2 separate regions of the Homo sapiens genome follow, and region 2 is linked to region 1. The links are chromatin loops, found by intact Hi-C in ENCODE. Cell type or tissue: endothelial cell of umbilical vein. All regions are shown on one strand. Links, peaks and the distances in the headings refer to the core of each region. The heading gives the core; the rest is flanking DNA.

Evidence for each region. Hi-C counts contacts between places; a loop is a spot of excess contacts. Peaks named below come from ENCODE experiments on the same cell type or tissue, not always from the same donor. Only the 100,000 strongest peaks of a DNase experiment are listed, where the experiment ranks them.
Region 2: it touches region 1 in a loop (2.1-fold over the local background); 4 of 110 quality-filtered maps call a loop at or near these places.

The regions. Positions count from the first base shown.
Region 1 is chr4:41,590,116-41,607,095 of GRCh38, forward strand. LIMCH1 (LIM and calponin homology domains 1) reads left to right here. Exons shown (of 32, transcript NM_001330672.2): 2 at 8,805-8,911; 3 at 13,760-13,790; 4 at 15,779-15,889. The coding sequence starts at 15,881. Among named protein-coding and RNA genes, the nearest start is that of LIMCH1, 60 kb to the left of the region's middle. In endothelial cell of umbilical vein, for the core only: no CTCF peak of the experiment used is centred there; a DNase peak (open chromatin) is centred at 10,326; H3K27ac peaks cover 750 bases; H3K27me3 peaks cover 272 bases.
Region 2 is chr4:41,540,734-41,557,713 of GRCh38, forward strand. All of the region lies in intron 1 of LIMCH1 (LIM and calponin homology domains 1), which reads left to right. It overlaps LOC105374423 (a long non-coding RNA gene), which reads right to left. Exons shown (of 4, transcript XR_001741667.2): 1 at 12,856-16,980; 2 at 10,712-10,885; 3 at 4,482-4,636; 4 at 2,721-3,003. Among named protein-coding and RNA genes, the nearest start is that of LIMCH1, 11 kb to the left of the region's middle. In endothelial cell of umbilical vein, for the core only: no CTCF peak of the experiment used is centred there; a DNase peak (open chromatin) is centred at 9,788; H3K27me3 peaks cover 497 bases.

The DNA of each region.
Region 1 (16,980 bases), core at 6,058-14,057:
ACAGGGTCTCGCTCTTGCCCAGGCTGGAGTGTAGTGGCACAATCACGGCTCACTTCAATTTCTGCCTCCCAGGTTCAAGCCATCCTCCCATCTCAGCCTCCCGAGTAGTTGGGTCTAAGGTGCGCACCACCAGGCCCATCTAATTTTTTTATTTTTGTAGAGATAAGGTTTCGCCACATTGCCCAGGCTGGTCTCGAACTTCTGGGCTCAGGTGATCTGCCTGCCTCCTAAAGTGCTGAAATTATAGGCATGAACTACCACGCCAGGCCTGGGATCTTATAGTAGCCTCTTAAATGGACCCTCTCCTCCACCCATTGGCTCTCTCCCTCTGCACCTGACATCTTTTCCCAAAACAAAGCTAGGATCCCAGGACTCCTGTTCTCATGAGCTGGTCTGGCTTCCCCACTGCCTAAAGAACAGTCTAGATCTTTAGCAAGACACTCAGAGGCCTCCTCTGTCTCACCTTTCATAGTTCTCTTCTCCTCCCACCTCCCATTTTCTCTTCTGTGATCCGCTGTGCTTCTGCTCATTTCCCATCCATAAAATGTTTTCTTCTGCTTCAAGCAGCCACCCAGCTGCCACCTTCTGGGTCAAACGTCCCCAGAATTCCCCCAGGCAGAATGAGTTGCTCTTTTCTCTCAGTGGAAGAGCTGGTATCCTCATTAAGTGCTCCTGGCAAATAAAAATGCATTGAAAGTCTGGCAAGTGCTGATTGTTGTTGGACATCAGCCAGTCACTGGAGTGTGACTGTTACCCATACAGGCTGAGGCAGCAACTGTGAACACACGGCAGGTACAGGAAATCCCCAAATTCTATTAATTATGTGGTAAGTTCCTGGAGATATTTTGGTAATGTATTCCTAAAGTTCTGAGTTTCTTAATTGCATTTCTGTTAAAGGGAGTTTACTTCAAATGTAGAAAACCTAACCAAAACCATGTTTAAAAGAAAAACAAGTCTTATAGGTAGAATAGAAAAGTAACATTATTGTTGGTTATGGGTTTCCTAACAAGATCTGGGTCTTCTATGATAGACTTGCAAATCTGAAAGCCTTTCTGAGGTATGCTAGTCCGTATTAAAATTTCTTTCTTTCTTTTCTCATTCTCTTTTTTCTTTTTCTTTCTTTCTTTCTTGCTTGCTTGCTTGCTTGCCAAGGTCTTGCTTTGTTACCCAGGCTGAAGTACAGTGGTGCGATCATAGCTCACTGCAGCCTCTACCTCCTGGGCTCAGGTGATTCTCCCACCCCAGCCTCCTGAGTAGCTGGGACTACAGGCATGCTCCACCATGGCCAGCTAATTTTTTAAAAAACGTTTTATAGAGAGAGTCTTGCTCTCTTGCCCAGGCTGGTCTTGAACTTCTGGCCTCAAGGGGTCCTCCTGCCTCAGCCTCTCAAAGCACTGGCAGTACAAGTGTGACCCACTGCACCTGGGCCTTACTAAGATTTTTAGGGCAAATATTTGTTATAGAAAATGTATAAAAATGAGAACTTCAAAAGTGGTAATTCTAGTTTACATTTTAATATTTTCCACCTAGTCTTTTCATTTGTGGAAACTGAGAATTATATGGATGCTTTATATGTATATATTGCATTTTAAATATGTGGCAGTAAAGGTGTCTGGATTCATTTGAAACCCAAATGAGCATTCCCTTCATTTTCTGTGAACGCAAATCCATGATCATGTTGATCTCTCCCTATTGGGGTAAAAGAAATAACGCCAAGAAGGTTGGGCACAGAAGGGAGCTTCTCATTCCCTGTCTGGTTTCCACAGAGAACTACCAAATGCAGGGTGTCTGCCCCAGAGCCAGAAAGCTGCTTGCTCTGTGCAGGAGATAAAGGAAAGAGAGAAACCTTTTTGCAGATGGAAATGACAACTGAAGAAAGAGAAAGGTAGCAAGGAGCTTCTTGCTTGCCTTCTGAAGAAAAGAGGAAGAAGGGCCTGGATGAAGCCCCCTCCTCCTGCCCCTTCTCCCTCTGATAGCACTGCCATGGGCTGAGGAAACCTCTTCTGTAACTGCTGGGATCCTTGATCCAACTGTAGTCAGAGGACAAGTGCACCTGGCATCTCTGAATATGTTTTCCCACTGAAGTGTTCTGTCCAGCTTTTAGATTCCATCATGTAATTCCTACTCTCCTTCATGTGTACTTTGGATGAAATAAGCTTTTCTGGCCTGAACTTAGAACCACCATGCAAGGATTTATTTCTGTGGGTTAATTACAAATGATGGCTTATAAGCAGCTACCCTCCAAATGAACTTTTGGTATGTAGCCTGCCCCTAAATTTGAGGCTGTTTGTATAAAACTGTCAAGCTGGTGGTTAATAACAACTAAGTAACAATAGCAGCAACTATCTTTTTTTTTTCTTTGCCATCTCCTATGTAACTGGCAAGGGCTATACCTACACAGTGTGCCTGTTTTTCATAAATGGATAAACTGTTCTTCATCATCGCATCTTCCATGGTCCTTTCTTGACCTGAGTGAACAAGAATGTCTTAATAATAACTCCCAGACAATGAGTGCCCAGAAGGTGCCAGACGCTGAGCTGTGTTCTTAATGTATATTTTCTGTAATTTTGACATCCCCACAGGTCGATAGCATCCCCCACCTTATGAGTTAGAAATCTGAGGATCAGAAAGGTTAGGAACTATGCCCAAGGACACGTAGCTAAGAAGCAGACAAGGCTGGGATTCTAACTAGAAAAGCTATTTGTGCCCTGTTCCTTGATATGTTTGTTATTCTCTTACTTCTATTTTCTAATTTGATGTCAGAACTCTGTTTATGTGTATGTTGAACAATTCCAGTTATTTGATGGATTGTGAAGACTAAGGAATTCTGTTTTATTCATTACAGATACCTAGAAGAGTACGTAGCACATTGAATTGAGTTTATTTAAATATTTAGTGAGCACTTGTACATGTCAGGAACTTTGCTACACTCTGGGGTAGAGACCATCCTGGGCTATTCCCTCACCTTGCCTTTGGAGTGTGAAAGGAAAGGGAGTGAGTTGCAAGGATGTCTTTAGAGTAAGAGGCCCTGGGAAGGTAGCAAGCTCAGGTCTTACCCATAGCCCTTGGGAAATGTTTTTATACACAGGGCAAGCCCACAAATCAATGAAATGAGAAACCACTGGCCCATGAACAAGGAGGGTTTAATGTATGGAAGTTACATAAACAGTGGTATAAATTCATGTATTAATATTTGTCTAGTACAAAATAGACTCTTTGAGGAACTTTATGTTATGCCTTTCTGTTGAACTGAGACTCATGTTATGCAGTACTTGCCAATTAGCCAGAAATGGTAACTTTCCATCAGTAGCACCTGAGGATTTACCGCCATGAGTTTGCAGTGGTCATCTCAGAGGTGACAACCATTTTTCCTTGAATTTTGTGGAATAGATTTTTACCAATGAAGTCACAATCCTACCTAGTTGAATATATCTTTTAGAAAGTCAAGAACCTTTTCTCACAACCTTTTTTGGGAAAAATCTCAAACATACAGAAAAATTCAAAGAATGGTATGGTGAATAAGCGAATACAGGGTCATCCAGCTATGGTCTATGGGCCAAATCCACCCAATGCCTGCTTTCATAAATAAAGTTTGTTAGAATACAGACACACGTTTGTTTACATATGATCTGGTTACAACAACAGTGTTGAATTATTTTAACAGAGACCACCATATGGCCCACAAGGCCTAAAAGATTTACTATCTGACCCTTTATAGAAAAAGTTGACTGTCCCTTGATCTAGATTCACTGCTTGTTACTATTTTACTATTTGCTTTATCTCTGTCTTCACAGACAGGCAGACATACTCGCAACCTCTCTCTCTCTCCCTTCCCCCACACGTGTGAACATATATATACATGCATACTTTTTTTGAACCATTTGAAAGTTATGTTACTGACATTATGATAATTCACCCCTAAATAATTCATGTGGATGCTTAAAAATAAAGGCAGTCTCTCATATAAATGCAAAATCATGATCACACCTAAAAAATTAACATTCATTGAGTAATATCATCCAATGTGCAGTTTATATTTAAATTAGACTATTACACCCTTATTTAGTTTTTCCTTTGGGATCTGGGGTCTAATCAAAGATCATACATTGCATTTGTTCATGATGGCTTTGATTGCCAATTTTTGTTTTACATGACATTGACTTTTTTGAAGAGTCCTTTAAAAACTTCTTGCAAAGATGTATGGGTTTGTTAGCTCCACGATAGTAAGAGCTAAATATATAGCCATTATAGTAAAGCAGTGTCTTGTACTTCTTTTCCCTTGGGATTGAGACACTTTTAGTGTTTGGCTTCCAAAGTTAACACACTAAGTTTTGGGTTTTGCTGGAAATTGTAAATGTGGAAAAATCTCAGTGTGAACAGCAAGGCAGATGAGAATTCACAGAATGCATTTTATGTAATTAAAGGCACAGCCCTTCTCGCTTGCTCCAGTGGCTGCCCTTGCTAGCTCTTGGCTGGGTGGCTCTTCCTTCTGGCTTTTCTTCTGCCTAGGGCCTGGCTCCCCTCCAGCATCATTAGGTTGTAGCAAGAAGCTGGAAACAGACCTGCAGTTATTTAAATCTTCTAGCCCAAATTGTTTGGGCTGGCTGGCAGCACAAAGCTTTTGTGTTTGCAGGCTGCACGCTGAACACAGCATGGTGTTCAAAGGCGTGCATCCCAGATCTGTGTGTCTGGGATGCACATAGGAGGAGCACCTTGTTGAGAATCTGTGGGGGTCACAGTCATGCACCTCTTAGGGGACTACATGCTGGTCACAGGTCTTGTCTTTTATTGTGGTGCCAAATGATGTCCAGAGAGCATCAACACTCAGCCTTTGCTTTCCTCTGGGCAGAAAGCACTCAGAGCTTAAAGGCCAGTCAGAGGATACTTGCACTCCCAAGTGAAGACTCACCTGGATCTGTACTAGTCACTCGTTGGTTTGGAGTTGCCTCATGGGGTAAAGGGTTTATTTACTGTTCCTGAATGGTAGAATTGTAAGTGAGTGGTGCACGTGTTTTTGAATGTGGTATCCTCAAGATTGTTCAAGGCTAGAGCAGTGGAGCATTTGAGAATCACAGAGCCAAGTAAGTTAAGAGGGTGCATATGTATGTGTGTTTGTTTGCCGTTGGGAGGGAAGGAGGAAGAAGAACATCATAGAGAAAGAGAAGACAAGAAGAAAGAGAACTAAAATGGAAATTTCAGGAAGGCTGAATTCAGAATAAGGCACCTGGAAATTTGGAGAGGCGGGAAAAGGAATTGCCACTTTTCAGACTTAGCATTTTTAACATCTGGGGAAACTTTATTTTATTTTTTCCACTGTGTGAAGTTAATTGGGAGTCAGATTTAGTAGCGGGGTGACTGGTATGGTATATAACCTCTCTGTGCCTCAACTACTCCTCTAGAAAATGGAGACAATAACAGTACCTGCTGTGTATGGCTGTTTTGAAAATAAATGAAATAATCCATGTACATCCTCAGAACAGACCTGGTAGCTAGATGGCAAATGCTTGAAGAGTGTAAGGTATAAATGTTTAGTTCATATTATTAAGTGCCCCACATAATTCACCATAATGGTCTGATATCTACAGCCTTCACCAATCTTTAACCTATTTTCTTAAGAATAATGAGTAAATTTTTTAAAGCCTTTTAAAAAAGAATTCATCAACTGGACATGGTGGCTCATGCCTGTAATCCCAGCACGTTGCAGGGCCAAGGTGGGCAGATCACTTGAGCTCGAGACCAGCCTGGCCAACATAGTGAAACTTCATCTCTACTAAAAATACAGAAATTAGCCAGGCATGGTGGCTCATGCCTGTGGTCCCAGCTACTCAGGAGGCTGAGGCAGTAGAATCTCTTGAACCTAGGAGGTGGAGGCTGAAGTGAGCCGAGATTGCATACTGCACTCCAGCCTGGGTGACAGAGTGAGACTCCATCTCAAAAAAAAAAAAATAAAAAAGTTCACCAGCAAGCTTTGATTCTCATATTGACAAAGTATTTTTCCACTTTTCAGCAATACTTTATTGTACTAATTTTTATCTCCATACGTGCTCATAAATATTCCAGTAATAGTAAAGTATGTGACTTTTATTCCTTCTTTTTCTACCATTTTTGTAACCGATCATTTACATGTAAACGTACCAAATGAACATCCACATGTACTTCTTCCACTGGCAATAAGAAAAGCAAAATTCCAGGGAGAAAATTTTGCTGTCTCTGGAAAATGATGTGACCCAAATTGGAAGTCTGAGTACTGAGTAAAGACAAGTCTGGAAGCAAGTAAGACTGGCATGGTTTGCATAGCTAAAATCAGTGATAAACTGATATGTCCGTGTGATAACAAAGTTAACTAGAAAAAAGGATTGAAAACGATTTATTTCAAGTAACTGAAATATTGGGACAAAATAAGTGTTTTGGAAAGAAAGATGTTATATTTAAATTCAGCGACAGGATGATCAATGCACAACTAGAAAATCTGGGTCCTTTAAAATGGACTCTGTATCACCACTTTTTTCAATCCTTGCTTTCTTTCCCTTTCTTTTCTACCTAGGACAGTGTCAATCAATGAAACATATATGGCCAAGAAAGTGGAAAACTGCAAAACTCAGGGGATGGGAGGGAACTCTTACATTTGATAATTTAAAAATGTGGAAAGTAACCGAAGGAGAAACTGGTGAGGGTGTAGGTGACTTCAGACTTTGAGCAGCTAGCTCACTGTCAGCCTCCAAGAGGTCTTGTGAACAATGGCATCTCTTGCCTGCTGAAAAAAGACCTAGGCTTTACCCAGAAAGAAAACATCCTGGGATGAAGCCACCCTCACTGGGGGAAAATAAAGTTGTAGTAACTCGTCATTGTTCTCCCTGTCTCCCATCTTCTTCCTTTTTAGTACTTCCTTCACACCGTCTACCTCCCCCCAACCCCACCTGCAACAATCTCCTTCCACCATAGATCTGGGTTTTCACTTCTCAGATATAGCCCCCCTGTGACATTCTGCAACTTGTCTTCCATGGCCTTCGAGGCGTCTATGATCAGCCTCTACCTGCATAGCCTCATCTTCCTTTGGTGCTGGCCTCAGATTTTATGCTTCAGTTCCTCATATAAGACATGTTGTTTTGCACCTCCATCGTTTGGGGGCTGTGTGATCTTGGACAATTTGCTTAATTGTTCTGTGCCTTAGATCACTCATCTGCCAAAATTTTTCATAAAGTTGTACAGGAATTAAATGAGTGAATATATGTAAAGTTCTTGGAATAATGCATGGTGAATAATAAGGGCTATAGAAAGGTTAGCAACTTATTGCTATTGTTCTTGTTGTTATTTTGAGCCTGGATGTATTAATTTTTTTATTACTGCATACAACCTAATGTCTTTAACACCAATGGTTATCTCTCATTTTCTGAATGTCAGCAGTCTGGACATGGTGTAACTGGATTTTTAGCTCAGGGTCCTGCAGGACTGAAACTAAAGTGTTAGTGTGGGCTGAGGTCCTATCTGAACATCTTCCAAGCTCCTTCCAAGCTCATGTGGTTGTTAACAGAATTCATCTCCTTGCAGCTATAGAATTCATGGCCAGCATGAATTCTGACCTCACCTTCTAAGAGTTTCCCTGATTAGGTCAGGCCCAATCAGATAATCTTTCTTTTGATTAACTCCAAGTCAACTTGCTAGTGACATATCACAGAGTTATAGCCCATCATATTCACAGATTTCACTTGCACTCAAGAAGAGGTGTGTACATTGGGGGCAGGATTCTTGGGGTTTATCTTAGAATCCTGACTGCAAACTGGGTAACTGGAAATATTCTCTGTTCACTAAGTTGAATTGCACGTGGGTGAATACGTGATTCTGTAATCACCACCATCGTTTCAGATTTTTGTAGCATGTTTCTCACAGCATTCAGATGGATTCACATCAGTCTGGCTTCTGGAGCCGACATTCCCTATCCTGTAGTTTTCACTAACTGATGGGGTCAGTTAGCACCTTCAAAAGTCTTTTAGGAAGAGAACAGTTAGAGACTTGTAGCTGGTAAACTTCTTGACTAATACCCTGGAGTTCCAAAAGGATGACCCACAATTTGCAATCCCTTTCAGAAGCATTTGTTTGTACTTAATGACTTAAAATAGATGAAGACAGACCCCTCCTTAATTGTCATTGGTGCCTGCCAATTCAAAGTAAATTTGTATCTGCTAGAGAAAATTTCACTTTCTTGACAGTCTTTTGCATTAGTATTTTAAAAGCTTTCCCTGTCCTTTTTTCTCATTTCGATTGTCTAGATTTTTTTTCTTGCATTTAACTCAGTGTATAATCCACAAAGAGGTATTACTAGTCAAAATCCCTAAAGGATGTAAAATACATCTAAAGAATATATTTTAGAAGATCAATTAAGAAGAAAAACTTGCTAAAGATGAAAAACCTTTTTAAAAAAAAAAGAAAGAAAAGAAAAGAAATCAATTTCAACCAGATTCTAGGCAACAAGACATGGACAAAGAAGCAATAAGGAATACCTGTTTTTGAGTACAGTTCCCCCTAACAATGCTAAGTTTTCCTTTTTAATGGCATTTTACTTGCAGTTTTATACAAATGTGTCAAGCTAACGGGAAAAAATGAATCTGGCATGGTTGTGGGTTTGGAGGTTTGAAGTGTCTGTTTATCTGGCATTTCCTAACAAAGTATGATTTGTTATGCAAGCTATGATTTAGACCTGACCATAGCTGCCTTAGTGACCAGTATCCCTACAGCAACTTGGGAGGGGCTGGTTCATAAAGATAATCTAAGATAATATAGACTTATATTTCTTTTTTTCCTTCTAGGACAATATTATCTTATTCTTGAGAGGTTGTAAAGAGCTCGGCCTTAAAGAATCTCAACTTTTTGACCCGAGTGACCTCCAGGATACATCCAACAGAGTAACAGTCAAGTAAGTAAAGCGTGATTTATGTTTAAGGGAAACTCCTTTATAGTTTGATTTGCAATTTTGTGATGATGTTGTAAGTTCTAAGAGACAGAGAATTGGTTATGCTTAATAAAATAAAAATGTGAAGGTAAAAATCAACTTTCAAAACAACTCACATTGACTTTCCCTCTGTGCATAGCTTTCATTCTGATCAAACATCATTTTTTGAATGCAAAATTCTTGCATATAGAGTTTGAATTTTGAAGAGGAGAAAAATGTTAAGTAAAGATTAACAGAGAGGCAAGAAAGAAATAGGCACAGAATCAGTGTGTTAGACAAAAAACTTTTATTGGCACCAATTGAACATTTGAGTAGGCTCTTGGAAGGTAAACAGATCTGAACTCTGTTATGCAAAGAAAGCATTAGATTATGGAGAACTTGCTTCTTCATTTACATGTGTAACTGTCTTCTCATATGTGTCAGTGATCAAGTTCTTTGAAGATGGATCAAGAACTTTGACTATATCTACTTAATGAGCCCTGTTTGGGCCAAATAATTCTTGGAGCAGAATGTCACAATAAAAGAGACAGCAGTGTACTTTGTGTAAAGAAATAGCTTGTGACCAGGGTATGAGATGGCAGAGATAACTTTCCTGTAGTTTAGAAGTTCTTTAGATCCTACTGATTTCATATAAAACATTTTCCACTTTAGCCAAACAATGTTTGACATGGATATGCCTTAATAATAAACATAGTTACATAGATAGGGTCTGTGAATAGGTAACTTTTCTTCTTTTGATTGTTTTTGGAGTCATTTTATCATGAAGGAACAGAAAAGGGAGAGAAGCCAAAATTCAGAGCTGTTAATTTTATACAATTTGCTTGATTTTATACTATTTGCTTGATTTTTATATTATATTTGCTTGATTTTTATACATTTGATTTTATACTATTTGCTTGATTTTTTGTACTATTTGATTTTATACTATTTGCTTGATTTTTTATTTTTTAAAAAGGATGAGGAAAAATAGGAAAAAAATGAGAACTACTGGATAAAATAAAATTTGGGGTTTATGTTGGATTTTGTGATTCATGACTGGGAATATGGGAGAGTTAGTAGTGATCTGTTATCTAAAAGTACTTTTCTGTTGTCAATATGCCATTCTTTAAAACTTCTCTTGGAAAAATTTTAACTAAGCGAAAAAATAACAGAATAAAAATCAGGATATTTGAATATGGAAACCGCACTAAACCTCATCTTGGTCATCACATGCCCCATTTATTATTGTACTTAAATCTATCCTCTATAAACCATTGTTCACTTTAGGAAATTGTTTTAGGTTCTGCCTCATCTCCCATTCATAGTTTCACCCGGGTGGCAAGTGACCAGAAACAATAGCAACTGTGCAGCTTCGTAGGTAATAATTAGTCACACACACATTGCTTGGAGGGTGAAGGAAAGGTCACTTTGAAAGTGTCTGCAGCTGCATTCATTTTTTTTTAGAGCCACTTTAAATCAGTATGTTACTAAACCAGAATTCTGAGCCTGATTGGTTTTAAAAATTCAAATCTCGTATCACCTTTATTGCTTATCTACAAAAAACTGGGCATCAGGAAAATGAGGATCTAGCCCTAGGTCTGCTGCTCACTAGATCTGAAGCCCTGGTTAAGCTCCCTTCTTCAGCAGGCCCCATGTATTCATCTAAAAATTGAAACTGGATGGAATATTCCATCTGGTATGATTCTGGGTCAAGCTTGCTCAGTGCAGATATGGGAAGATGGAACAACTGACTTGTAAAAAAAAAGAGATTTAAATCAAGGTGTGGAAAGAAATCTAAAGGGGAAAATGTCACGTAGGCAAGTGACACGTGGATACAGTCCCTTCTTAGTTACTGTACCATCTTTTTGTTTTCCTGTTGATTTTTCCGTCTTTTTTTCTGTCTCCTTTTCTTCCTTCTGCCTTCCCTCCCTTTTTAATCCCGTCTTTCCATCTATCTCTCCTTTTGTATTTCTTCTCCTCATTTTCTTTTTAATGTTTCCTTCACTTGGGTACTCTTATTTTCTTTAGGCAATACTTTGCCATCACATTCCCCCATGACCCTGGCATTTTTCATTCATTCATTCAACAAATGTTTGCTGAGCAGCTTCTGTGTGTTAGATACTTTTCATCACTAGAGAAATAGAATGAACTCAGATAGCCAAGGTCTTCTGCTCATGTGGAGTTTACAATCCAGTGTCAAGAAATGAGAAGCAAAGAAGTAAACAAAGAAGATCATTGCAGGAAGTGATAAGTGCTGAGAAGAAAATAAAATGGAGTGATAAGCAAAAGACAGTGGCCAGTCCGGAGGTGGTTGAGGGTGGCTTCTCTGAAGTGCTGGCATTTCAGCTGAGCACTAACTGGGGGCTGAGACACAAATAGGAAGGAAGAACAGGCTGTGGGAAGATCTGTGGGGCATTCAGGACAGAGAAAGAGCAGGTACAAAGTCAGGGGAAGAGGAACCACAAGCTTCATGTTTAAAAGAAAGAAAAGTAACTGGTGTGGTTGAAGGATAATGTGTAAGGACATGTGTGGTGGGCGTGGCAGTCCACAAGCAGGGTAGGATGTTGAACTCAGAATCATTATAGAGAAAAAACATTTTACTGTATGAGTATTTCAAAGAACATAAAGAATTTTATCTTAAAATGATGCTATAAATTCACTTACAGTACGTAGAAAGTTGTTTCTGGTTTTAGTAAGGAGTAGAGTATGGAATAAACTATCGGATTTCGTGTATTTTTGATAAGTGATGCTGGTTTAATTTGGCACTGTGCAGGGAATGCTTGTAACATATGCAGATTTTGTAAACTAAGGTAGTTAAAGTGGAACTGCTATATTTCTCTGTTGTCCCTCTAAGAGCTGAGCAGGACATCTGTAGACACAGAGAGGAGCACCCCATTGCCACCAATTACTAGCGGAAGCAGTAAGGTATAGGGATAGATCCCACAGAAGAGCTTTGGATGGTTTTCTGGAAGTTTTGTTTCAGAAAATACTCTTTCATTTAGCTTTCATGATAGGCAGTTTTTCTTGTGTGGTGTGTGTGTGTGTGTGTGTGTGTTTTCTTTTAGAAGAAACTTGAGTAGACCAAAAAAAAAAAAAAAAAAAAAAAAAAAGAGGAAAAGCCTGCAAGTGATTACTGCATGTGTAATTTAGTGAACTCTACCTGTAATGGATGCCAGACAACCTTGATGGGAAATGAAAGTGTAATCTAGACAGGCACACAGCAAGTATTATTCCAAGGAATCAAAGCAACTGGACGAAATGTACGCAGGCTCTGGATTGCTCCCGAGTGTCTCTGTCAAAATTTGGAAGTATTTCCACATAATAGGTGGGAGTCATTCAACAAATATTTTGTGAGCTTCTACTATGTACCAAGCATAATTTTTAGCACTGGGTTACAGTCTTAGTGAACTTTTATCATCACTGCAGAAAAAGCTTTATGTTCCCTATTCTTAATTTGTTTTCCATAAAAGTTTCAAATCTTTTATAGATTTTTAAAAATCTGGTTTCTTTCTTAAATTAAAAACCCTAGCAGATTGGGAGGCCAAGGCGGGCAGATCACGAGGTCAGGAGATGGAGACCAACATGGTGAAACCCCATTTCTACTAAAAATACAAAAATTAGCTGGTCATGGTGGCACGTGCCTGTAGTCCCAGCTATTCGGGAGGCTGAGGCAGGAGAATCGCTTGAACCTAGGAGGTGTAGGTTGCAGTGAAACAAGATCACACCACTACACTCCAGCCGGGCGACAGAGTGAGGCTCAGTCTCAAAACAACAACAACAACAACAAACCCTAGCAGATATCCAAGCAGATAAGGACATCCCATTTTTTTTCCTATTAAAAACAGAAACATGAAACATTTTTTAAATCAAATCCAAACTGGACTAATGCTTCTTTCAATCTATGTCCTTGTTGATGGGTTTATTTCCATGGTATGCTACTTGTTTTCTATTTCTTCAAATTTCAATGGACTTAAAATGGTTCACTTATTCATTAATATGTACTTTAGGTCAGTGTATGCTGCAATGAAGTAATCAGGGTCTAAATACTTGCAGGAATTCTTGACTGGTTTATATGATAGTCTTACACTCCCTTCCCCCTCACCGAAGTTACTGTGGAAAAAAGAAGTGCAGTTTGTTTTTTCTAGTGTGTATTTGTTGACGTGTTAAAAAAACTTTGAAATAATTTTGCAGGAAGTCTTATTTCATTGTATGAATATTTCGAAGTAGCTTTTTTGTTTATAGTTAGAGAGTAAACATGGGTGCATATTTGAGCATGCATGTGTGTATATTTGAACATAACAGGCATATTTTCCTGCTTATGGCTTATTCCCAGTGCTAATTTATGTCCAGAGCAGAAAAGAACAAATATTTGGATAGGATTCCTTCTTGTACACATATTTTCAGGTCTGTCTAATTAAATAAGGTTTTAGACCTGTGTTAAAAATACTTGCATGAAGATTTTGGAAGTGCAGTCGGATTTCAGTTTGACGGTGGTCTATAATCAAGGCAGAATCTTCAGTGGTTAATCTTTGAGAACACAACTATGAATAGTCCCAGTTCTGATCGGACTTTTTCTATTTCCAGAAATTATAAAGCATCGTCTTTTTATAGCGTACTGTGGAACTTTAATCCCACCTTGTCCTTCTACATTTTGTTTCCTAATTAACTTTATTCAGTGCCCGAAATCACAAAACTTAAGCCTTAAAAAATAATACATTCTTCTGATTTCATTATATATGTTAGCTTCAAGTACATCTTAGTGGCATTTAAGGAAAGGTCACAATTTAGAATCTGCTATTCTGACAATATTTTCTTTTCCCTTTCCTTGACTAGGAGCCTTGATTATAGTAGGAAGCTGAAAAATGTAAGTGTTTTAACTTCCAAACTTGTATCTTTGATGGTTCAAGTGTAAAATTTAGCTAATTCAGTGTTTCTCATATGCCTTGCTGGAAAAAGTCCTTAGAAAAAAGTATATGTGTATTTCATAGAATAGTTAATGACCATGATAGAAATAAAAATAGTAAATTGTGTATGTGTTGGGCTGGGGTGGTGGTGGTTCTCTTTATTTAGATAAGTGCTCAATCCAGAAATAAACAAGTGAAAGCTTGTACTCTGTTTATGATTCAGTTTCTTAAACACAAAATGATCAGGCTCAATACTAACATTAGCCCCTTTCCATTTGTAGGCACAGATGGGATTATTAAATTAAGGAGTTTGGCAAATTGTTGTAGGGTAAGATCTGCACAATATGAATAGTGTTGACTGCCATGGGCCTATACTCTATGTATTTTGTTCTCCTTTAAATCTTTTGCACTTTTATTAGTACTTGCCCAAATGAACTTTTTGTAGATCTTATTTTCAAAAGGCAAGTATGTTAGTGCTGTTTTATTTTCAGTTTAGATTGAGGAATGAAAGAAGTCACATTCTGCATCTAAAATTTTAAAATTGGCTGAAGCCTCTTTTTAAAAAAGTTTCCCTAGGTGCTATTATATTTGATTGGCATTTTCATTCTTATCTTCTTTTTCCTCCTTTATAAAACTAGAGGTATACGCCATTTTTCATCATAAAATTTTAAACAAATCAGAAAACCTTTAACCTAAAACACAACAGTCTATTTTCCATTCCCCCGTTATACCTTTTAAGATAGCCTCATACTCTCAGCACACATTAGTTATTTTATGGTCCTAGTTAATGTCCTGACGTTTGAATCTCTGGAAATTTATTTGTAAGCAATCAGTTCAAAAGGATGTTCTGGAAGTTTCGAGGGATTCATGAAGTAAAATTTTCCCACAGAGGTAGAAAACAGAATCACCTCTTAGCATCAGTGCACATAACCATATTTTGGGTCTGTCGCCAGCTGGACTCATGTAACTATACCATGTTGTCCGAAACATTTTCTGGCCTACCAAGTAGAAGGAGGCACAATAAGTACTTCCCAGACTGGCTGAAGCGATAAGACAGAGTGTGAAAAGAAAATACTCATCTTAGCTTCTACATGGGCCTCAGATACTTGTAATTCAGTGTGAAGGAGCTCATCTTCAGCTGACTCTGCTGGGTTTCATGGGAAGTGAATGTAAAGAGGATTTGCTTTTGTGGACAATTTCTTTGGAAATACAGAACAAAATTAACTTGGGACCGTAGCTTCAGACCATTGAATACTCATAGACATTCTTAAATATCCAAGGTTGTTTAATTGGTAGCAAGCCTTGTCAAGGCTCAAAATTTCCCATCTCAGATTAATGGGAATCTAACTATACCCCAAAGCTAGGTATCTGCAGATCATATTCTTCACGACACTGCTTTCTTTTGACTTTAATTAGATATATTATGTTGATCCTGTGCTGGGAACCACTAATTAACCTTTATCACTTGTTTGGGATTTTATTTTTTTTCTGCCATTGGCCTTAGCGGAACCTCTGTGCCCACAAGTAGAAATTATGGGCCTTCAAAAGCACCTTTCTCAAAAGGAATTGACAGTCTCTTTCATTGCTTCTCTGGATAAAGATTCCAAAGCATTTTTGAAAAATTGTGAAACCTTCACTACATAAAAGATAATGTGGGTAGATTCATTTTTCCTTCTTGCTGTCTTAGAGATCATTTCCTCACTACCTAACTTTCCCTAACGCTGGAGTCGTTTTAACTACTCAACCGTGTTTGTGTTGCCTGACATGGCATTGGGTTCTTATTAAAGTGATTTTACATTTAATGGATACCTCATGGGTGGTGGTTTTTTAAAATCGATGTAAATCAGCTCTTTCCTTCCTGCCTTCCTGTTAGTGGTACATTATTGACTCCTTAGTTTAAACGTCATTCTTGAGGGAAAAATCTGCTCTTGTGCGTTTTGTTCCACAGGTATTAGTTACCATTTACTGGCTGGGAAAAGCAGCAAACAGCTGCACATCCTACAGCGGAACGACACTAAACCTGAAGGAGTTTGAAGGATTGTTGGCTCAGATGCGAAAGGTAACTTGGCTTTTCTTCTTTATCCCATAAGCGTTAGACAAGGTGGGAAAGCTACACATTTGCTTGTTTTTAAGATTACTAGAGTACTGGGTTGTGGAATGGTATGAGCCAAAGATATGCACTCAAGGAAACGATCACTTGTCTTACCAATGACATCTTTGCCTCATGCATGTCACACCTACCTGCACTTTCATACCCTTCAGAGAACAGGAGTTCTGAGCTCCATCCAACTTTTTAATTCCAAAAAAGCAAATTCAATCTATCAGTATATGCCTTTGTATGCCAAGATGCTCAGTGCTTGTTTTCTTGGGGGAATAATGCTTGAATTAAACAATGCAGTATTATGCAAAAATGAAGACTCGCTCTGCACTTTTGTGCTAAAGGGCATTTTGCTTACCCACTGGGGCCTTGATGTGGGTGAGGTAACGTGAACCAAGCTCTTACCTTGGCATACGCTCTGGACAAGGCGGGATACATTAAATGCATTCTCCTCTAACATGTGCATGTTATAGCCACTGTTTTTGAATGACATAGGAATTTGGAAAACATTTCATACATTGTTAAAAGCTTCATTTGTTTCTTTGAGTATAGAAAAGACTGACCTAAGGTAGGGATTTGTCAAGGAAACAGTTGAATGTTTCATGTGTACTACTTGCCTGAATGTTTCATCTGAAGGTCCAGCAATATACAACTCATACAAATGGCTAGTACATAGTGTTACCCAGGAGAGGCCCTCCCAACCCGCCTTAGTGTACAGGTAAGGCTTATTTATAATGGACCTCCATGTACTTTTTTAATTATTTTATTTTTTTGAGATGGATTCTTGCTGTGTCGCCCAGGCTGGAGTGCAGTGGCGCAATCTCAGCTGACTGCAACGTCCGCCTCCCAGATTCAAGTGATTCTCCTGCCTCAGTCTCCCGAGTAGCTGGGATTATAGGCAGCCACCACTAAGCCTGGCTAATTTTTGTATTTTTAGTGGAGACAGGGTTTCACCGTGTTGGCCAGGCTGGTCTTGAACTCCTGACCTCAGGTGATCCACCCACCTTGGCCTCCCAAAGTGCTGAGATTGCAAGTGTGAGCCACCGCACCCG
Region 2 (16,980 bases), core at 6,066-14,065, 49 kb before region 1:
ATAAAATGGATTTCAGGGGGAAAATGATGACGAATTATTGCCAAGAGTTATTGAACTCCTGCTCCTTGCCAGGTACTAACCATATTCAGTGTTGAAACAAACTGTCAGTCCTTGCCCTGATGGACGCTGCAGTTGACTTTCAAGGGCTGCTGGGCAGTGTGAATTCAATGGCTCAGCGAACACAGCTGCTACGTTCCTTGTTCTCTACCTTTTAAAAAGGAATGTTGAGTAGATCTAGAAGGATGAAGCTTTAAACTTAGCTCCCAACAGGAAATGAGGAGTGAGGAAGTAGGGAGAGATTTGTGTGTGTGTGGAGTAGCAGATGAAGTCTAACTGTACAGCAGTATAAAGGCAGTGAAAGAAATGTAGACGTGGGCATTGGATTGAACCATGAAACTGAAGGGAAATCCAAAGCAGTAATGTATCATCAACCTGTGAAATGTAAAGAAGCACAGGTAAGTAGTGAAAGAATGAAGGAACCAAAGCAGTTGTTGTAATGATATAAAATAAGAGCCATAGCTTATTAGACCCTTAGAGTCCCAAAGCCCAGCCTTGAGAGTGTAGATTCGGGAAGGCTGGATTCCTTTGGCATCCTCTCTTTTCAGCTCTGGGTACTGCCGCAGCAGGTGAGCTTGTGTTTGGTCCCTTTCAGAGTCTGGAGTCTCCCATCTCTTGGAAATACAAGGATATGTATGAGCTACCAACTCCCATCTGGCTTTACTGGTCTGTGAAACATTCTATTTTAATTTGGTGAATCCTTTTTTGACTCTAGAGATCTTCAGCAGTACCTGCCCTTCACACCGTTTCCTCACCTTTGCCAGATCTGCTTTTGAGTAGCAGTTTTATCCCTAGATGTCTTATAGCCCAGACCTGGTAAATCACCAATGTGAATTATAGAACAGGATCATTTTTCATCCTGCTTTCATCCCAGTGGCTGGATTAATTTTTGGATCTCTGCTTTCTGTAAGCAGTCATTTCTTCCACAGCAGCCATCTGTGAAGAAACAGAGCTTACGAAATGACTGGGGCATGTTTTACATGGCTGTGCTCAGTTCCTTCTGTTTGATTCCCATGTAAGCTTTGGCAGTGATTTCCACAAGCGTTTCTGTGGGAGGTGCTGGAGAATGACTTTGGTAAACAGCCCCTTGGCTATTGTTGGCCCTTTCCCTGCAAATACCATAAAGGACACAACTTGAAAAGTCGCTCTGGTTTCTGAGCCCCTCCTAGGGCCCACCCCAGGTCCGACATCTGAAAAGCCGAACTCAGCCATGCTTGTGGTAGAGCAGCGATGTGGACTGCGTCTGTGTTTGCCTGACTTCTGCTGGGCCACTCTGGGCTGGATGGGAGCTCTGACCATAGAGCTTACTCCCCTCCCCTCATTACACATCCTGGGATTTTCACACTAGCCCTCAATCTGTTGGAGTCTTTTTAGGTAGAATCTCATTTCATCTTCCTCGTTTCCGTTTCAGGTTTTCATTCCAAGAATGGAATGGCTGGTTCCATTGAGAACCAGCCTTAGGAGTTCTCAGTGTATTGATTTTATTTACACTGCTAGTGTTACATTTTGCTTTTAGGAATATGGAAAAGCTTAGGGAATTTTTGGACATGTGTTTTTCTCTCTTTCTTTCTTTTCTTTTTTTTTTTCCTGATGGCCAGAGGTTTCTGCTCTCAAATTACTCAGTCAGGGTAATTAAGGACTAAAAAAATGTGAATGTGTGAATTTAACAGTAAAAACTTAAAGGAAGGAAAAAATACCTTCCTTATAGGAAGAAGAGAAAAATGCATATAAATAAACTTGTTAGAAAGAGAAAACTGATTTACCAGCAACTGAACTCCCTTTTGTTTCTTGATTTTTTTGCCTTTAAATAGGCTGTGCTATTTCCTGAAGTTGACCCATTTTCCTTGCTTCTGCCAACACTCCCTTAAGATAAGTATTTATAAAGTTTATTCCACGTTGATATTTCAATTGTTTCCAGAAATCCATCCCATCATAGCAGCTTCCCTACTGCCAGGGAACCTGACCTCAGTATTTCCTGAAGTCAGAGGATGGTCTTATATGTATGTAAGTGCAGGTATCTACAGTAAGAGAGAACAACTTGCTATATAGGGCTCATATGAGTCAACGCCAATAAATTGAAAATAAGAACTGAAAAAATTGTAACATTGTCCTCACATTATTTTTAAAGCATTATCTGTTTCGATGCTGGCAAAACTGATTATCTTATATAATGGCCAAAGGAACTGTTCACTTTCAAGAAATAAGCAACTAGCCTGTCTTTGTTTTCATCAGCATGTTTTTTGGTGACTAATATGTTGATTTGATGAAAGCTAATTGCACAAACATGCGGTTTGTGGGGAAGAAGGTAACGCATGGAACTATGTCTAAGAGATGTGGGTGTTCATTCCATTGGTGGATCCAGCACTTTCTTCCTCAATAAAGAGTATTTGTTCCTAAAATAACTGGTGTCCTTCAAGGCACAGAATGTCTAACTCAGCTGAAGGTATTTAATTTATATTATAAATGTACATATATATTTTATGAATTTTAATAGAAATATATTAATTTACATTTATAAGTTTAAACATAAAAACATAAAATACATGAAATATGTTTGAGTGTATTGTTAGGGACATCTCTGAGCTCCTGTGGAGATAGTGTTTTTTCCCTAACATAACTTACATTTAAGAAAATTGGATTTTTCATGAAATTTACTCAAGTAAGACTGTAGGCTGAGTTTAATATATATGACAACTAAACTTTCGGCCCATATTGCACCAAATTAAAGCTTTCTTCTTTGTCTTTGAGCACAAGAATGAAAGCTGGCATACTGTCCGGTAGACTGAAATGTGTCCTCATGGTCATTTTGACCACCTTATGAGCATGATTAATTGACAACATGTTGTTACTATCTTAATTCTTTGGTCTGAGTCTCAGCTCCCGTGTCAGACCTCTGAGTCCCAAACATAGCGCCACAGTCTGGGTCTTCACATCTTGGCCAGGTTTCTGTTAAAAAAACAAAGGCGCCTCTGTGTTATACTTTTATGGAGCACATGTGGTGTGTATTTATTTTGTGATAGGTTTTTATCACTTGGTAGAAAGATGTTACTGTATCTTAAGTGAACGATTGTTTCACCCTGTTGCTCCACAGACCCTAGTTGTTTCTTTAAAATGGGCGATGGATTTTTAGGGGCGTATTCACAAACCTGCCATGAAAGTCTTTCTTCTCCAGATGTTTACTTCTATATTTTTATGTGAAATTCAACTTTTTCACCTATGGACATGCTTCCCTGCAGCAAATAACATGACAAACTCTTTGCCTTTATATTGTCTTTATATTTCAGATACCCCCCCACCCCCACCAAGCCTTCTCAATTCCAAACCTGTGATTATGCTGGATGCTTTACGTGTTATGCTCCGGCTTGTAATGGGCCAACTGAAAGATAAACTGCTATTAAATAAATCTATGACTCTTTTGAGAACAAATAGAGCTGTTGAAAGAGTTTAAAAACATAGTGACTCCTCGAAAGACTGTGAACATTCTTGAACCCTTTGAATCAAAGTGAATTTTCTTCACTCTCTGTGTGTGGGTATACACTGAAACTTATAAGAAAGAACCTCAGTAGCAAGATATTTGAAGGCTTTTGTGTTCTTAACCCTGCAAGGTTTTTCTTGGCAAGACTTGAAGAAAATGTAGCTGTCGTCTATTTTCTGCTCCTGTCGAGGGGAGCAGTTGAGTCTGGGAGGCCTCTAATGTGTCAGAGAGAAGCCTGCAGAGTAGAGAAGAGCCCAGAAGCCTCCAGGTGCCCAGTGGTTCCCTAATTATTCCATTACCTAGTTACCTGGTTTTCTATTACCTAGTTACCTAGTTATTCCATTCCATTCCACCTCCTCTCCAAGCAAGGCTGGGTGGTTCTTCTATTTTGATCTCTTCTCATGTGTCTCTGTTGCTGTGGAGCTGCAACATCAAAGCCTACCCCAGACCACACGTGTCTTCTGTTGCCACCACGTTTCCCTCTGGACACTGGATCAGCCTTACTGCCATTAGGATGCTTATGCTTCCTAGAAAGCCTCATTTATCTGTGCTGGGGCAGCTGCTGAGGACTACACAAGATTCACTGTCATGGGTTTAGCTTTCAGGGACTCCCCAACTTGCCTAAGTTACCTCTTGGGTCCTTGATTGAAACTCCAGTTGCCAAGTAATGAAGATACAGAATTTTGCATTGATCTCTCTTCCCTTTTCCATCTTTCCTGTTTCCATTCTGAAAGGAACTGCTCTGAACTGGCAAATGCCTACAGGGACTTCAGTGTCATAGGACAGGCTACTTTGACTCCTTTGTATAACCTCAAAGTCACTGCCAATACAAGGGTAAAACAGATTCTGTTCTTTGTACTCAAATTCAGTGTGATGTGAGTTGGAATGCTAAGAAAAACTTAAGAGATATTTTTAGCAAAAATGAAATATTTTGATGCCTATCGCTCACCTGAAAATTTTCCCAGATTTGCCATTTCTAGATTTTTAGCAGCTTCACAAAGGGGTATTGTGTTTGAGTCGGAAGAGAAAAATGTTTTTATTTCCTGTCCTTGACGTTTAGTGGAATTGATAAAAAGCATCAAGGATCTTTGAGTTCTGGATCTCCTGCAAAAAAACACATTATGTAAGAAAGGACTTGAGTGTTTTTTTCCTGTTCGTCAGTACGAGGGGAGAGTTACTGTGGAAAGTGAAGGGCAGTGATCATCAGGAATGGAAAACAAAGAGCTTTGCTAGAAAATCACAGCAAGGGTGATCAAGCAGTTACCCTATTATCTGGCTCTAAACTTAATGTTGACCTCGACAACGACTTTTACATCCTCCCCCCAAACAGGCTCCTTTACTCATTCCTGAAAGGACACTGTTGCAACTTGAGTTATAGGGTTGTTGGAGCTACCTGATGTTTTATTAAATGGTTATTTAATCAATAAATGAGTGAGTGATCATCTCTTATGGTTGATCAGAAAGTATTCATTTAAAAAGTCATAGGTTTAACTTTTTTAAAAGTCAAGTCAGCACAGAGCTTATGTATTTAAGCAGTTGGAAGTCAAAATATTAATATGTTCAGTCAAGAATATCCATTTCGTTTCATACTTACTTGGCAGTTTAATTTTTTTTTGGCCATAGTTTACATGGTCCAACTGTTAGGTTGCTTAAATTTGCCAATATGAAATATTAACATTGGGGTGAATGCTTTATGAAAACAAGAAATTGTTTCTGCTTGGTCTACCTGTTTATTCATTCATCAAGATTTCCCAGGCTCTGTCAACAGATTTCTAAGCAGATATTTGATGATATATTGTTATAGGAATAAAAAATATGTTATAGAAATAGAAAACTACCTTCCATGTAGAGTAGAAAGAAGCCTTCATTGGTCTGTTTTTTTTGTTTTTTTGAGATGGAGTCTCACTCTGTCACCCAGGCTGGAGTGCAGTGGTGTGATCTCAGCTCACTGCAACCTCCACCTCCCTGGTTCAAGCAATTCTCCTGCCTCACCCTCCCAAGTAGCTGGGAGTACAGGTGTGCGCCACCATGCCCAACTAATTTTTGTAATTTTCATAGAGATGGGGTTTCACCATGTTGGCCAGGCTGGTCTCGAATTCCTGAGCTCAAGTGATCTGCCTCTCTCAGCCTCCCAAAGTGCTGGGATTATAGGCATGAGCCACCATGCCCAGCCTGTATTTTTTTTTTTTAATAAAAATAATCCTTGGGCAGCTGTTTATGTTGTTCTGTTATGCTTGCCTATCTATAGAATGAAATCAATGTGGTTTTTTTTCTCAACTTTCTTCTTTTTTATTCTTTTTTAGCCCCATCATTCAGTCTCTTTGTTCCTAAGTCTTTCAGATGCTTTAACCACACTATTTTCTTACCTGATTTTCTGTTCCACTTAGCATGTTATTCCAGGCAATGAATGTGTTGCTTCCCCTGTGATAGATTATGGCACTAAAATAGTAATGAGCTTTAGTACAATCAGAGCAAAAATTACTCTCCTAGGTAAGCCCCATTCTTCCCCTAGCTCAATTCAGTGTTCCATTAGCCACAGAAATGCCAAGGATTCCACATACCTACATATATATATGGAGAGAGAGAGAGACAAGCGAGAGAGAGAAAGAGAGAGAGAGGTTGAGACCGAGATTGAGACAGAGAGAGCTAGTTCCCTGTCAGGTCTTTACTACTGGAAGAGTCAAAGATTTGCAAATGGAGATTTTTCTTTGCATCTTCTTCTTCCTATTATCCTTTTTTGTAAACAATGTTTATTTTATTTTTAATTGACAAGTAATAATTATATATATTTCTGGGATACAAGGTGATGAGGTGATGTTATGATGTCTATACAATGTGGAATGATCAAATCAGGCTAATTAACTGTCAGCTTGCTGACTTATTTCTTTGTGGTGAGAACATTTAAAATCTACTCTTCACACAATTTTGACATATACATTATTATCAGCTATAGTCGCTGTGCTGTCTAATAGATCACTGGAACATACTCCTCCTGTCTAACTGGAATTTCGTGTGCTTTGACTAACATGTCACCTTTCTTCACCCACCTGTTACCTCCTCCTTAGCCTCCGGTAACCCCCATTCTACTCTCTACCTCTATGAGTTTGGCTTTTTTAGATTCCAAGTATAAGTGAGATCATGTGGTATCTGTCTTCCTGTGCTTTTTATTCTTAAAGATATTAACTGCAGAGGCCCAGCTTCATCCCCTGTCTTAGCCACTTCCCAGCCCAAGGTGACCTTGGGCTAATAATTTAAGTTTCGCATTTTTTCATCTGTAAAATGATGATTAACTATAGTATTGACCTTATAAGACCATAGTAAGGATTAAATGAGCTAATATATAATAAAATATACAGATATTATAAATATATACATATATAATATATACAGATATAAATATATACATATATAATATATGTATGTTATATATACATATATAATAGTATACACATATATACATATATAATATATACATAAATAATATATAAAAATATAAAAATATAAACATACATATAATATACATATATTATAAATAAATACAATATAATATACATTATAAATACATATAATGTTTTATGATATATAATTTGTGTGTGTGTATATATATATATATATATATATATATATATATAAACAGTGAGTACATTACCTAGTGCATGGTATGTGCTCAGAAAAAGATGACTATAGTAATGGTGCTGGCAGGTGTTAATGTCATTCATATTTTTCCCTAAACCTCTATTTTCCCATCTATTAAATAGCATAGTAATAGTACCTAACTCATTAATTTGTGAGGAATAAAGGCATATGGATCAACGTAGCATGTTGCCTGGCACCTTATAAGATCTCAGTGAATGATGATGTATACTTCTGCAATGATACAGATCATTGCACTTCTCCTGTTTATCTCTACCCTTTGTTTAAGGCTTACACTTTAATCTATAATCTTACCATGAGGCCCTGAAATTACACTAGCCAAGTCAGTTTGAGCCAGTGATTTGCTTTCTTCATTTCTGTTTCTCATTTGTAAAATGCGAGTGTTGAACTGAGTACTCTGAATAGTTTCTTCCTCTAAAGTATTTTCACAACCATTTTATCTCACTCAACTCATTTTAAGAAATACCTGATAATGAGAAACTCATCCAAGAGAGCCTCTTTGCCCCCGCTCCACCAAAAACCTTACTAAACTAATCTCTTTAGTTGTTCAGTCAATTTTCTCTTATTCAAAAAGCTGGGCTGTTTTGTTTGATTAATGACACCATCAACTGGCCCTATCCCAGAGTGTAATTGATCAGTCCATAATTCCCCAAGTCATTCTTATTTCCTATGATTATATTTTTAATTTATAAACCCTTGGCCAGTTTCACCAAAAATTAAATCCTGATGCCTTCCAGATATATGTTCCAAATATTGAGGAACAGTATTCAATTTTGTCTCTTTGCCAGTGGCTGCTCTCACCTTGTTCCAACTCCCAAATCCCCATCTCGTTTTTTCCTTTTTGGAGAAGAGTCGTGAAAAACTGGTTTCCATTATAATTCCATCACCCCTAGAGGCAGGAGGACTAAGTATGCAGTGTGGTTTCAGGCCAAGAACATTGGACTGGAGGTGTAAAGAGCTGGGTTGCAGTGCTGGCTCTGCCTCCAGAGCTGAGGGGCTTTGGGCAGGGTAGTTTCTGTTGCTTTAGTCCTTAGTTGTCTCATTTGTGGAGTGAAAGATAAAACTGAATGATTGCTGAGACCTTTCTACCTGTGAAAACTCATGGTTTCTATTCTTTCCCATTTTGTCCCCTACTGTTAATTTTTTTTTTTAAAGACACTTGGTCTCACTATGTTGCCTGGGCTGGTCTCAAACTCCCAGACTCCAGCAACCATCCTGCCTTGGCCTCCCAAAGTGCTGGGATTACAGGCATACGGGCCACTGTGCTGGGCCTGTTAATATTAACTACCATTTATTTAGTACCTACAATATGCCAGATATTAATCTAATAATAGTTAACATTTAGTATGTGCTCACCATGTGCTAAGCGCTTTATTTCTATTCTTTACTCTTCACAGTAACCCAAAAAAGTAGATGCAACTAGTGTTCTTCTTTTACAGATGAGGAGACTGAGACACAGGGATGTGAAGTCCGTGCTCATGGGTATGCACTCGGTGAGGGATAGAGCCAGAAGCTGAACCCAGGAGGCTGATGCCTTGCCCTTGCCCTTAGTCATTTTATTATATAACATTCTTAAGGACTTCATTTTTTTCTTTTTCTCTCTACTATAGCACTAGGAACAATATAATAGTACCCTCACTTAAAAAATGAAGAAACCAAGTGCAATGAAGCTAAACAATTTGGCCAAAATAACCCAGCTAGCGTATGACAGAGCTGGGGATCAAACCTAAGTCTGGCTCCTAACCACCGTGTTCCAAGAGCAGAGTGGATTTCTTACTTCTGTCACATGTATCTTGTGGGTTAGTGATAAGCAAAGTATAGTACATTTTAAAAAGAAGGATACTTTTGCTTTCTGTTCATTAAATTTTTTAAGCATATAAGATAGAAATTTTGCTAGATTTACTTGAAGAAACAGATAGAAATCATTCTGTAATCAACACGATTTATATGTGGATAGATTCTTTTTATTGAGTAAGATTATTACAGTTTAATCTAGTTTCTGTCGGATTTGTCTTCTATTTCAAAGAATGCTGTCTGAATTATTAGGTTGGTACAAAAGTAGTTGTGGTTTTTGCCATTAAAAATAATGGCAAAATAAAAAGTAATGGCGAAAACCACAATTACTTTTGTACCAACCTAATAATAAAACTTGGCCATGTACCCAAATTGTAAGAGACGGCAGGCTTCACCCCCAGTATCCTCAGTGTGGCTGCCATTTCTTATGCCCACTGTCCCTCATGCTGCTATTTAAAAACTGATTATCCTGTTTACAAGGTGAGACTCAAAATTTGATATAGAATCTAATTGGTTAATTTTATATTGTGTGTATGTATTTTTCCTATTGATTCAGTCAACAGGTATTAATTTAGCACATGTGGCAGGTGATCAATTAATACCTGTTGACTGAATCAATAGGAAAAATAATTTGATACCTTTAGCTCATTTTATTCTCCTAGGTATTTAAAAAATGAGCCTTCTACTTTCAAAATGCTCTGGAGTAAATGGCTCAAGGCCATCTCATTTCACCATCTCTAGGTGCCTCAAGTTGGAATCAATCATACACCACTTGGCCTGAAATTCAGATAAGAGTTGACAGGAAGTGGGCAGGAACTGTTTCCTTGTTTTTTATTGTTTGTATAAATGTTAAGTGCCATGGCAACAAAAAACTAACAGCCAGATGAAGAACAGAAACATATGGAGAAGTGAAAGACAACCTTGAAAAGAGATATTTGAAAGAAATTATTCATTTGGCTCATCTTGATATGAGTGAGTGTATTGCTAACATGATTGATTGTGTTCCTGAGTAGAAATGCAAGCTTACTAAGATTAGAGAATTAATGAATTAATTGGTACTCCTTCTTATTCTACAAAGGACTGGAAACATAAAAATATTAAGTTATAGTTGGGGGAAAAAGTAAAAGCTTTGACTGTGGAAAATATCAGTGTAACCAAAAGATAATATAACTTTTATAATCGGGGCACACACTTTACTCTGAGTTTCCGGGCAGCCACAGCAAAAAGGAAAATATGATTAATTACAAAGCTTTTAGCTTCCATCAGACTTAGTTAATTTCTCATGAGGAAGAAAGTTATTCTTAACATCTAGGTTTAAAAGAAATTCCTTTCATAGGTATTCATATTGGAGACTAACTCTTTGATTCCAAAAATTCAGAATGTTTCTTCTATCTTTCTTCCTCCATGATAGGAAATTGATCCCATTCAAGATGAGAAGTAAGTTTCTAAAGTCATTGTCAAGGCAGCTGTCTAATTAGGTAAGAATACAGATGGACTGTGAGGGGAAATATGTCTTTGATCCTTCCAGCAATATCTACAGAGTTCATGAGTTTAGTTGAACTTTCATAATTATGGATATTTATAACAGCCTTGCCTTCTATTGCTAGGCTCAGAGATCCTTCCAAACAAGTGCATGATTCTTAAAATTTTCCAAAGGAGTTGCTCAGGACAAAATAACACTGGTAAGACTTGCTTTTCTTTATATAGTTGTATCATGAAGTTAGCACTTACTTTTATCAAATTCAAATGGTCAATACTGGGCATCTTCCAGGGGTAGGCTGTATTGCTGGCATTGGGCACTCCAAGGATACAAATACGAGATGAAATTAGAGTGTTTGGATGAAGCCGAGGTCAAGGAACTATACCCTGCAGGCCAAAACCAGCCTGCTTCCTTTTGTTCATGGCCTGTGGGATAAGAATAGTTTTTATATCTTTAAATGGTTGGAAAAAAATAAAAGAAGAATATTTCATAATACATGGAAATTAAGTGAATTTCTAATTTCAGTGTCTATAAACATAGTTTTATTGGAATACAGCCATGTTCACTCATTTATGTAGTATCCATGGCTACTTTCATACCACAGTGGCAGAGTAGATACAACAGAAAACATATGGACCACAGAGCCTGAAATGTGTACTATTTGGCCCTTTCAGAAAAAGTTTACCAATTCCTGTTATAGTGGAGAAAGTGCTTTCTATGTGTATTAGTCTGTTCTCGTGCTGCTAATAAAGACATACCCAAGACTGGATAATTTATAAAGGAAAGAGGTTTAATGGACGAACAGTTCCGCATGGCTGGGGAGGCCTCACAATCATGGCAGAAGAGCAAGGGACGTCTTACATGGCAGCAGGCAAGAGAGAGCGTGTGCAGGGGAACTCCACTTTGTAAAACCATCAGATCTTGTTATGAGACTTATTCACTATCAGGAGAACAGCATGGGAAAGACCTGCCCCCATTATTCAGTTACCTCCCACTGACTCCCTCCCACAACTTGTGGGGATTGTGGGAGCTACAATTGAAGATGAGATTTGGGTGGAGACACAGCCAAACCATATCACTATGTGTTCATGAGCTGTGTGAAGAGTCTGTAAAAAGAAGAACCGTCTTCTCTTGTAGACAGGGCCCTCTATCTGTGTGGTGCATCCTTTATATCTCCATATACTGATCTTTAAAACATGGCATGTGCCACGCCTGCATCAGGATCCATCTGAGAGGAAGAACACTCCAGAAGGCTCGAATCATGAGCTCAGGGCCAATATAAATGCCATCGCGTTACTTTGGAGGCTTTCCCTACAGGCTCTTGTTCTCTTGGAATCAGTGCCTTTTCCTGTCTCTTGCTTCTTGTTCTCCTAGGCTGCTGCTCACCAATCCATAAAAATTATAAACATGGATATTTAAAAATTTTGTGACACAAAGTATTCAAATTACCCTGCCACTACCTCTTCTAGACACTTGGTCTGTTCTTTATTAATGCTGTCCTTTTTTCAGGAGCTTGGATAAAATAGCTTTTAAAAATATTTGCTGAAATCTGTTTGCCTTTCTGCTAGGCTCTGCATTTTATGTCCTTATTACTATTTGATTATGATAATTTTAAAGCATTATATAATCAGAAGTAAGACAGACTTTAAGAATTATGAGCTGAAAGTTCAGTTTCATGGCTCATGGAAGTAATATATATAGTTATCTCCTTAGGAATTTTAATTATTTGAGGTGAGCTGTTTAAAAAAATAAAAGTGCAAAGTGCTTATGTGTTTAATTCCTATTCCAATCCCCAAAAATCTGAATGGAGATTTATAAAATCATGTAATTATGGGGTTAACGTGACCCTAGGTGCCACTGGTATAATCAGCCTTCCAGGCGCTACAAGAATCTCTTCTCTCCCTTCTGGAGTGATGGCCAGTTGGTCTCTGCGAGATCTCTCGCAGTGATGGGCAGCTGTCTGACTCCTGATTTAGTTCTGTTATCATGTGACTGTCTACTGTGCCAGCCACTGTGCATTCGGGGTTACAACCATGAATGGCATGGTCTCCACCTTTGAGGAACTATTTAGTAGGGGAGGCAGACAATTTCAGTTTAGCATGGTAGGTGATAAGATGGATATATTCACAAAGTGCTGTGGGAACATAGAGGAGGGCCTTAATTGAGTCTACTTGGGAATTTGGAGAAATCTTCCTAAAAGACTTACAGGAGGTGAGTCTTGAAGGATAACTGAGTTCACCAGGCAGAAAGAAAAAGGTGGTATGTATGTTCCCAGCAGATAGAACAGCATGAGCAAAGTGTGCAAGATACCACTAGACCAGTGGATGAGGTAGGGTGTGGTGGGGGATGAGGAGGGCAGGGAGATATGGACTAAGTCTTGAGAATCCCTGTGTACCTGGTAAAGGACGTGGGATCCCTCTTCATGGTGATTAAAAGAAAGTGGTAACTCTGAATGATAGCAATGAAAGAACGGAGGAAGGGAGCCTGATTTCAAGGGGATGTTGGTGTCAGTGGATCAGACTTCATGGTGCGCTGGTGGTGACCTCTGATGAAAGATTCTTGAGCCAGTTTCAGCCATCTTCCCTCTTGGATCCAGGGACTGGAGGCCAGTTTTGGCATCCTCCATTCATTTTTGGTTTACCTACTATGTATTGCATACCTACTATGCACCAGATCCTGCACTGTTATCTCAATGTATAGTGACGTAAAAACAAAACAGATAATATCCTTGACCTAAGTGAATTCTCAAGCTCAGTAGTATTAGGCCAGAGCAAGTCAGGTTCAGGAGAAGCTGTGGTGTGGTGGCCAGCTTTGTTGGTTTCCAAGCTCAAATTCACTGAAGCCTGTTCTTTTCATGGTTGGCTTCAATCCTTATAAAACTACAATTTTCTGAATCCAAAGTTTTCTTCCTGAGAGCCATTTGAATCGGTTTTTCCATTCCCTTCTTCTAAGGAAAAGGAACTATTTTGCTTCCACTTGTATTTAATAGATCTTCCACTGTTTCTCTTTTTGTCATTTATCTATTATTGCAATTGAACTAGGCAACAATCACAAAACCTCAGGAGTGTAAAACAAGTGTTCATTGCTCATGCATCTGAGATGGCTGAATTGGTGGCTCTGCTGAGGTTGGCCAAGGTGATGGGATGTGGGACTGCTCCACATACCTCTCTTACTCTGGTTGGCAATGCCAGGCATGTGCTCATGCTTCCCAATTCCTTCTGCTGTCACCTATGAGATGTTGTTTCTGGACTATTCATTTTGTCAGTATTTCTTCCTAAAATGTGCACTCAGACCTGTACAACCTTCCTCTAGGTGTGGTCTAACCAGTAAAAACTGCAGGGGAACCATTATTTCCTATCCTCTGGACACACTGCTTCTATTAGTTATTAATTTAGGCTGAGATGGCATTAGCTTACTTAGCAGATGAATTGCACAGTTGGCCCTCTTCTCACATTAAGCTTGAGAAAAATAAAACTTCTCAGATTTTTGTCCATATATACTGCTGCCAAGTCTCATCCATCCTGTGAAAAAAAATTTTTGTCTTTCATGCCTAGTCCTTGAACCGTGTCAATTGGGTTTTGTAAAGGGTCTTTGAAGTATGTCTTGAATTAACTAAGTTCATTCATTCATTCCATAAATATTTATCATGTCCCTATTAGGTGTCGAGCACTGTGCAGGGAACAAGACATGAACATAGTCCTTGGTCTTGTAGAATTTGTGCTCTACTTGCAGAAGGGTAGGGTGGATGTTGAAGATTCAGTAGTCAGGATTAAAAGGCATTATCCACTTTGTGACATGTTTGTTGCCATGGAGTCTTCTCCATTCTTTTTGAGAACTCCTGTAGTTGATTAAAATTCCAGTCATTGCCATTTGATTGATATTTGGGGTTTTGCTGAGATGTTGACACATCTGCTCGAACAAGGCATGAATAGTTAGCGGATGTGAAAACTGTTCACAAATTGCAAAAAGCAGGTTTCTGTTGAACGTTATGAACTTGATTGACATCACACTCAGGGTGGTGTTGATTTAGCAAGCGTGTCCTACTGTTTTCATGGAAAGTTCAAACATCTTTCCCCTGTGCCACTTGATGGGCATAAATGTGAAGGATTTTAGGCAAAAGAGCATGCGGTGAATACTGAAGCCTATCAAAGCTTTCTGTCACTCACAACTACATGGTATGCCTATGTTAGAGCTAGTTGACCGCCTTCCATTGGTTCTAAGGACACTTGGTTAGCAGTGTACTGGGTGTTGCCCTGACTCTAAAGCTGGGGTGTGAGTACTGGGAGGAAGCATCACCCCTTTTTGACTAATCCAGCATTCAAAATGCAAAACAAATCTAAGTGAAGTTCTTTCATTCATTCAACAAATATCAGAAAATCACCAGGTACTGGAAATTGATCAGCAGGCAAAATGCCCTTGAGGAGCTTATCTTCTAATGAGAAAACAGATAATAATGGTAAAACAAACAAGAATTTTTTTTTCTTATATGGTTAGAAAGCAAGTTCTATAAACAAGGGTGTAAAGTGCTGAGGTGAAAGACTGTAGAGTGTTATTTTATTTTATTTTATTTTTGAGACGGTCTCATTCTGTTGCCCAGGCTGCAGTGCAGCGGCGTGATCACAGCTCACAACCTCGACCTCCCAGGTTCAGTGAATCCTCCTAATCTGTTTTCTGAGTAGCTGGCACCACAGGCATTTGCTACTGTGTCTGGTTAATTTTTCTTGTACTTTTTGTAGAGACAGGGTTTCACTGTATTGCCCAGGTTGGTCTTGAACTCCTGGGCTCAGGGGGTCTGCCTGCCTCAGTCTCTGAAGGTGTTGGGATTACAGGTGTGAGCCACCACACCTGGCCAGTAATTTTAAATAGAGTGGTTGGCAGAGTCCTCATTGAAAGGTAGTATGTAGAGCAGAAATCTGGAAAATGATCTGAAAAAAGAAGTTAGCCAAATCCCAGCACTTTGGGAGGCCGAGGCGGGTGGATCACCTGAGGTCAGGAGTTCAAGACCAGCCTGACCAACATGGCAAAACCCTGTCTCTACTAAAAATACAAAAATTAGCTGGGCATGGTGGTGCACATCTGTAATCCCAGCCATTTGAGAGGCTGAGGTAGGAGAATTGCTTGAACCTGGGAGGCAGAGGTTGCAGCAAGCTGATATCATCCCATTGCATTCCAGCCTGGGCAACAAGGGCAAAACTCTATCTCAAAAAAAAAAAAAAAAAAGGAAAGAAAAAGAAAATATCATAACATGCAGAGATGACTGCCAGTGTCAAGGTCCCTGGTTCTACCTTTTTGATCATTAACTCTGCTATTAAATTAGCTACAAGTTTTTGAGTGCCCTGATGTGCCCAGACACTGGGCAGTTTACATCTATTGCTTGGACCCTGCCTAGGAAGTACATTATATTACGCCTCCCCATCTACAGTGGAGGAAACTGAGACTTAGATGAATTAAGTCAAGCCCCATATCTTAAGCAGCAGCTGAGATGGGATTTGAATCCATCTGACTTTGAATTCCTGGAAGCCTGAGCATTTCCTCCTGTCTTGTGGCTTCTTTCAGTATAGACATAATCTTGATAAAAACAAACTGGGAAATTACCCTTTGAACCAAGCAATTTGAGGAGTGTTTTTGAAACTAAGAGACTGGGTTTCTAAGAGATAAAATCATATAACTGCTGTTCTTTAAAATTCACCACAGGATCTACTTTTTCCAAGAAATCTCCCCTGAATAAGGGAAGGTATTTGGCATACAGCATCCAGCTAGGTTAATAGAGCTCTTTATATAGCCTATCTGCTATTAAAGCAGCCATTCGACACAGAATTCTGTTTATTTTAACTATCATTAATGGCCATTCCAGGAATCTATCTCTATTTCTTTGGGATACAAAACCAGTTCTGTATCGATTGCTTGACAATCTTGACACATAATAAATGCAGACCTTCCTTGTGTTCTAATGTTGCAAATTGTATCATCCTGTGGGCCGTTGTAAAATGGTTCTCATCTTTCCATAGCATCAATACCAGGATGGAGGAGTTGCCTCCATTTATAAGGACTAGGCATCAAGTGGTCATCATGACCAACAATGTCATAAATGCAAAGATAAATGTAAAATTACCTTTGAAGCTTCGTAAAAAGGGTTATACAAGGGAGCCTCATGTACTAGTGTGCATAAAACACACTAAAAATATACCTAACTCCACTCTCTCATACATTTAGAGTTTACAAGAATCGATGGAAGAGATGATTTTTAAAAAGGTATCCAGGGAAGTTTAAACTGATGCTTTTTCTTGCAATAAATAGATCTAAATCAAGCAAAGATGTTAAAATGTGTGTGTTTTAAAAATCTTTATTGCCTCTGTGTGTGTGTGTGTGTGTGTGTGTGTGTAATTAGAATGATGAGGAGAATTCTTAATAAAGGTGGCCTGGTGAGCAGACCCAGCACAATTTTTATCAGTGAGGTGTTAAAACACCACTAGAAATTTAAGGTGATGAGGGAAACTTGATTTACCAGAAACCTCTCCCG